2 separate regions of the Mus musculus genome follow, and region 2 is linked to region 1. Evidence: chromatin contacts called from ENCODE Hi-C or POLR2A ChIA-PET data. All regions are on one chromosome and are shown on one strand. The core of a region is the stretch at or near the end of the contact, and the rest is flanking DNA. Distances in the headings are between cores, read along the strand shown. Region 1 holds the start of 4930417O13Rik (RIKEN cDNA 4930417O13 gene). Region 2 holds the start of Tapbpl (TAP binding protein-like).

Region 1 (2,700 bases), core at 181-2,680:
CTCTCAGTTTTATTCCATTAATCTATGTCCATCTTTATGTCGCTCTCACAGTTTTGATTACAGTTTTATAGTAAGTTTTGACATCAAGAAGTATAAACTCGGAGTGGTACTGTATGCTTATGTAATCCCAGCAGTAAGGTGGCAGAGGCAGGAGGATTACTGTAAGTAAAAGTTCAGCCTGCGCTACATAGCGAGACCTGTCTCAGAAGAGAAGAGAAAGGAAACTGGAAAGAATGAGTTAGTGGGTTTTGATCTTTTCTGAAATAATGTTTTGTTTTTACACTAATTTGTTCACTCATTTTGTGTGTGGTGTGGGTGGGAGTGTGTCGCGGCACGTATGTGGAGGTCAGAGGTCAGTTTACAGAAGTTGATGCTCTCCTGCCACCGTTGGAGGTCCCAGGGATTCAGTTCAGGTAGCCAGGCTTGGTGGCAAATGTCTTTAATTGCTGAACCATCTTTCTGGCCTCTCTAAAGTATTTTGGCTATTCCGTGCCTCTTGAATCGCCGTATGACTTTTAGGATCAGTTTCATTTCTGCAAAAAGGGGCAATTGAAATTTTTATAGGCATTGTCTTGGACTCACTGGTGGGAGTTGGCAGAATTATCACAATAACACAATCAGGTTTTCCAACCCATGAACACCAAATCTTCTGATATATTTAGTACTAAATGCCTTTAAACAATGTTTTGTGACTTTTCATTGTAGAAGTCTTACAATTTATTTGTTGACTTTCTTGGTAAGGTTTTAATCTTTCTGATGCTATGGTAAGTGGAATTCCCCCCTCCCCTAGTTTTTTCTTGTTTTGTTTCTGAGACAGGGTTTCTCTGAAAGAGAGCTCTGCCTGTCCGTGAACTTGCTTTGTCAACCAGGCTAACTTTGAACTCACAGGGAACTGCCTGCCTCTGCCTCCCCAGTGCTGGGATTAAAGATATGCACTCTTGGTTCCTTTGTTTTTTAAATTAATTAATTAGTTGATTAATTAATTAAAAAAAACCAGTGTCTCATGTATTCCAGGATGGCCTCAAATTGATTTTGTGGCTAAGAATGACCGTGAACACCTGATTCTGTCTCTACTCCTAAGCACTAAGTGACACTGTGACACTTCACCCAGCTGATGTCAGGCTACCCGCTGCTTACGTTACTTATTTTTCTATTTAGACAGGGTCTCCTGTAGTTTCTGCTAGCCTCAGCCTGACTCCACGTGTCTCCCTCCCAAGTGCTGGAGGTGGCAGATGAGCGGCACAGTGCCTGGCTGTGTTGACTTTTGAAGAAGGCAGCTGTTTTCTCTGCGGGCAGGAAGGTGGCAGCAGGACGTGTAGGTGTGTTGCTATGACACCGTGTGCTGCTGTTGTCACGTAACTTCTCTGAAGTCATAGATGGCGAGTTAGATTCTGTGACACAAAGGGAAGCGTGTCTGACTAATTATTCCCACACTGCCTTCGCTTCTGAGGGCTCCCTGGCCTGGGAGAGTTTGAGCAGAAGTGTAAGTTTGGGTCTACAGAGCTCTCGATGTCCTGACCCTTCACTCCTGTAGGATTTGGGCTAGCCCCTTCTGAAGGAACAGGGACCCCTTTAGTGGGCACAGGCTGTGGTCATATTTCTTTTCTCTTTTTCTTTTCTAATGTTTTTGAGGTAGCCTAGGCTGACCTCTGAGGATAGCCCAAGTGCTGACACTTCAGGTGTGTGACACCATGCCTGGCTACCGTCACATTTTGTCACATGCCTTTTGCCTGTACTTACTGACTGGAGAGCTGTTTATTCATGCTTTGCCCATGTCAAAACTGGATAACTGATTCTTCTCTTTCACCTACAAGTTAGACCAGGATGGGCATTTTCATGAGCCTATTGCCTAGGGAGGTTTGTAAATGATAGACACAGGCAAGGCGGGGCCAGAGGAGGCTGAGGTGAAAATCCAAGGAAAAATCCAAGAGTCAGTCAGATGGCAAAGAACTGAAGAAATACTGGACCATTGGAGGTATAAATGTCTGTTTGCCCTCTGCTTCTCTGGTTGTTAGTGGGGTGAGCTGCTCAAGGACTTTGAATGAGTCTGTCTGTGCTGTAACCGGGAGGGTGGGTGGATCGGTGCTGATGCTCCTAGGGAGCATGTGAGCAATGGTGTCAGGTACTGAGCTGCGCAGGACGCAGGGCTGGTAAATGTGTCCTGGAACGACTCAGTCACCAGCTCCTGCCTTCTCTGCCAGGCGTGAGAGCAGCATGAGAAGTCAGGGTTCCAGGCAAAGAGTAAAGGAACCCGGGAGGTCAAGGCACGGGGCGGGCAGGTGGAACAGAATATCACCCTTCCTAGGGTTCCCAGTGGGAAAGTGCGAACTTCAGGACGGGCCGTGTGGAGACTTCTGGGGCTGAGACGTGACTAACACATTTCCATGCTGAAGGATGTGGTGGACTGGCAAGGGACTAGAATAAGAGATGACGTGAGTTTCTGTGTGTTTTCTGATCCTTTTTATTATTATTTTTTAAAGATTTACTTATTTTATGTATGTGAGTACACTATAGCTGTACAGATGGTTGTGAGCCTTTATGTGGTTGTTGGTCATTGAATTTTTTTAGGACCTCTGCTCACTCTGGTCAATCCTGCTCGCTCAGTCCCTGCTCGCTTCAGCCCAAAGATTTATTTATTATTATGCATAAGTACACTGTAGCTGTCTTCAGACGCACCAGAAGAGGGCGTCAGATCTCATT
Region 2 (2,700 bases), core at 127-2,626, 34 kb before region 1:
GCAGGCGTGGGTAGATAGAACTGGGAACGGGGCTGTTCCTGTGGAGGAAGCCTAGGATGGGGAGATTTTACCTGAGGCCTCAAAGATAACAGGTGAATCCTGTTTGGTCTCAGTGCTCCCCTGGAAATCTGTGATGCCTTCCAGGGAGCCATCATCCAGCACTGGTACCTGCTTCAGCACAAGCAAGGCCCTCTCCCTGTCCCCACTGCTGGCAAAAGCCCCGCGGTGCCTGTCTTCTGTCACCAAGAAGCAGTCTAAGATGATGTCCGTGGGCTGCCGCTGTCTTTCTGCTGTGGTGGGCGCTGTGGGAGGGTCTGCAGGGAAAGTGGAACAAGCACCCTCGTCCTCCACACTCTTCCCACCCCTTCACCAAGCCCCGGGCTGAGCAGCAGGTAAAGGTGCCTTCTGAGCCCCGCTGTCCTGGTGTCATCTATAAACCCAGCTTCTGCTGAGGCACCTGCTACTCAGGCAGCGGCTCTGTGAGTTATTTCAAGTCCTAGATCTGTCCTGATCAAAGCCAGAGGGGTTTATGCTTTGTATTTCTGAGTCTCAGCTGTGGGATGCAAGGGAATTTCTGGAAAGGAATTCTCAGGTTAAAAAAAAAAAAAAAAAAAAGGAATAAGAAATACTGCCACAGGGGAGAGGAGCCAAGACACTGCTGTTCCTAGGGACATTGACAACCTTTTTCTCATCACCCAACTTTCCCAGAGGCCTCTGCTTTCTGCCATAGCCACGCCCACCAGGAGTCACCAACCCAATGATTTCTTAGCCTGGGGAGCCCCTTCCTCTTCTAAGGATTCAACTCAGGGCAGTGAGCTGTCCCACAGAATGCTAACACCCTGCCTTCCCATCGAGGAAGCCCCCCTTTTCTGTGAGTTCTCTGCCGTACCCCTCTCCAAACTGGTTCCGCATGTTGTGAGTGCCGCACTCATTTGCTGGGCTTAGCAGACAAGCTGGTGCTGTTCTGAGAAGGTGGCTTCCTGGGGCTCCTTTAGCTTGGCGCTTCCTCCCCCCCAGTCCCCCAGGCCCCAGCCTGGTCTCCGCACTCACCAGTCCCTGCTGCCCCAGAGACAGCCAAACAGAGCAGCAGATACCAGCTGGGCTCCAAGCCCATGGAGGCTACTCTCAGGCTCTTCCTTGCTGGCTGCCTTCTCCACAGTTCCCCTGCTAGTGATCTCTGGCTGAAGAGGGGGTTCTGTGAGCACCCTCACTTAGCACCTGTGGTCTCCGTTCTCTTATCGTTTCTCTTTCACTTTCACTTCAACTGCCTCTGTGGCCGCCCGCCCGAGGCCAGTAATGGCTGCAGCCAGCTCTGCTTTCTGTTCTCCCTAAGGTCCACCCCGCACCCAAGAAATCCCCAGGTGATTTCAAAACCTGGTATCACCACATCAGCTTTCCCATCAGCCCCAACTATGAGAGGGCTGGAGAGGGGGTGGAGCCAGAAGATAGATTCCCCGGTACTCTGGACCCTTCTTCCTTTCAGTCCATGTTAAATCCTTTGGGTCTGCCCTGGTGACAACTCCCTGTTCAGATCTGTGATCGAACAGACGAGATGGGGTGTGGCCTAGTTCTAGGATTGGAATTTTAGGAGGCTGGACAGCTATGTGAAGTCTCACTTTTAACTTGTATTTGTGTATATGCGGTGTATACACTTGTGTGGGTGAGTATGCCCAGCCCTGCCTGTGTGTGGAGGCTCGGTGAGGGCACTGGGTGTCTTGCTCTATTACCCCACCTTATTCTTCAGAGACAGGGTCTCTTTCTGAACCTGGAATTGTTTGGTAGCCAACAAGCACAGCAGTGATCTCCTGCTGTCTCTACTCCAAGCCCCGCCCTTGTCACACCACTTAACCCCTTGAATTACAAGCTCAGGGCCACACTGAGGGATTGTTTGTTTGTTTGTTTCAGTTGTAGGTGTGCGTATTTGAAGTTAGCATTTACACTATCCTTCTTCCTAGTTCACTGTCCCTTCTTTTTTTTCTTCTTCCTCCTCCTCCTCTTGTTCCCCTACCCTCATTCTGTAGGAAGGGGAATAGCACATGGAGAGTGTCCATAGCTGGCTTGTTACTAGAGTCCCTGGGCCGTAAGGCTTGGCTCCGGGTTCCAGTGTTTGCCTGCACAGAGAGAAGGGACAATGTGTATAGAAGTAGACAAATGAATTTATTTATAGTTTTAGCTCAACTGAGAGAAAGTCTCAGCCTCAGCTTTCCCACAGCACTGTCACAACTTACAGAGAAGACAGAACCAAGGCCAGGAAGTCTGTGTGTCTGTAGATAGTGTCTCTCACGGCAGTCAGTCCTTCTGGTACCAGGGCACCTGCCGGTGGCTCATTCCATTTTTTTAAAAAAAATTATTATTTTTAATCGTGTGTGTGTGTGTGTGTGTGTGTGTGTGTGTGTGTGTGTCCGTCCTGTGTTTGTAGATGCCAGAGGAGGTCAAAGGTGTCAGACCCTCTGAAAGTAGAGTTACAGCTGGTTTCGATCCATTTGACAGTGCTGGGAATCAAACTCTGGTCCTCTGGAGGAACACTTCGTGCTCCTCACTGCCAAGCCCCCTCTGGAGCCCTTGGTGAGCCATTTCCACCCCTGGCATGTAGTTTTGTCAGCTGGACGGTTTCACTTAGAGTAAGTGTGCTTTATAGCTAGAGCCTGAGTCTCCCCAGCTTGCTGGGCCACACACTGGGATCCTGCTCTTGTCCCTGTT

What was found. Hi-C counts contacts between places; a loop is a spot of excess contacts on that map. ChIA-PET counts read pairs that join two places held with the same protein, here RNA polymerase II (POLR2A).
Region 2: a loop to region 1 is called in a map of left cerebral cortex, with 2.4 times the contacts of the local background. The contact joins the promoter of Tapbpl here to the promoter of 4930417O13Rik in region 1. A Hi-C loop is called at or near these places in 12 of 37 maps with a recorded cell type or tissue (CH12.LX, CH12F3, T-helper 1 cell and 7 more). POLR2A ChIA-PET finds 5 or more read pairs at or near these places in 2 of 5 experiments (Patski and embryonic stem cell).

What each region holds. Positions count from the first base shown.
Region 1 is chr6:125,264,095-125,266,794 of GRCm38, forward strand. 4930417O13Rik (RIKEN cDNA 4930417O13 gene) reads left to right here and starts at 1,431. Exons shown (of 4, transcript NR_015527.1): 1 at 1,431-1,975; 2 at 2,306-2,432.
Region 2 is chr6:125,230,484-125,233,183 of GRCm38, forward strand. Tapbpl (TAP binding protein-like) reads right to left here and starts at 1,377. Exons shown (of 7, transcript NM_145391.2): 1 at 1,051-1,377; 2 at 72-314. The coding sequence starts at 1,114. It overlaps Cd27 (CD27 antigen), which reads right to left. Exons shown (of 6, transcript NM_001033126.2): 6 at 2,139-2,700. It overlaps E130112N10Rik (RIKEN cDNA E130112N10 gene), which reads left to right and starts at 786. Exons shown (of 2, transcript NR_015604.3): 1 at 786-871.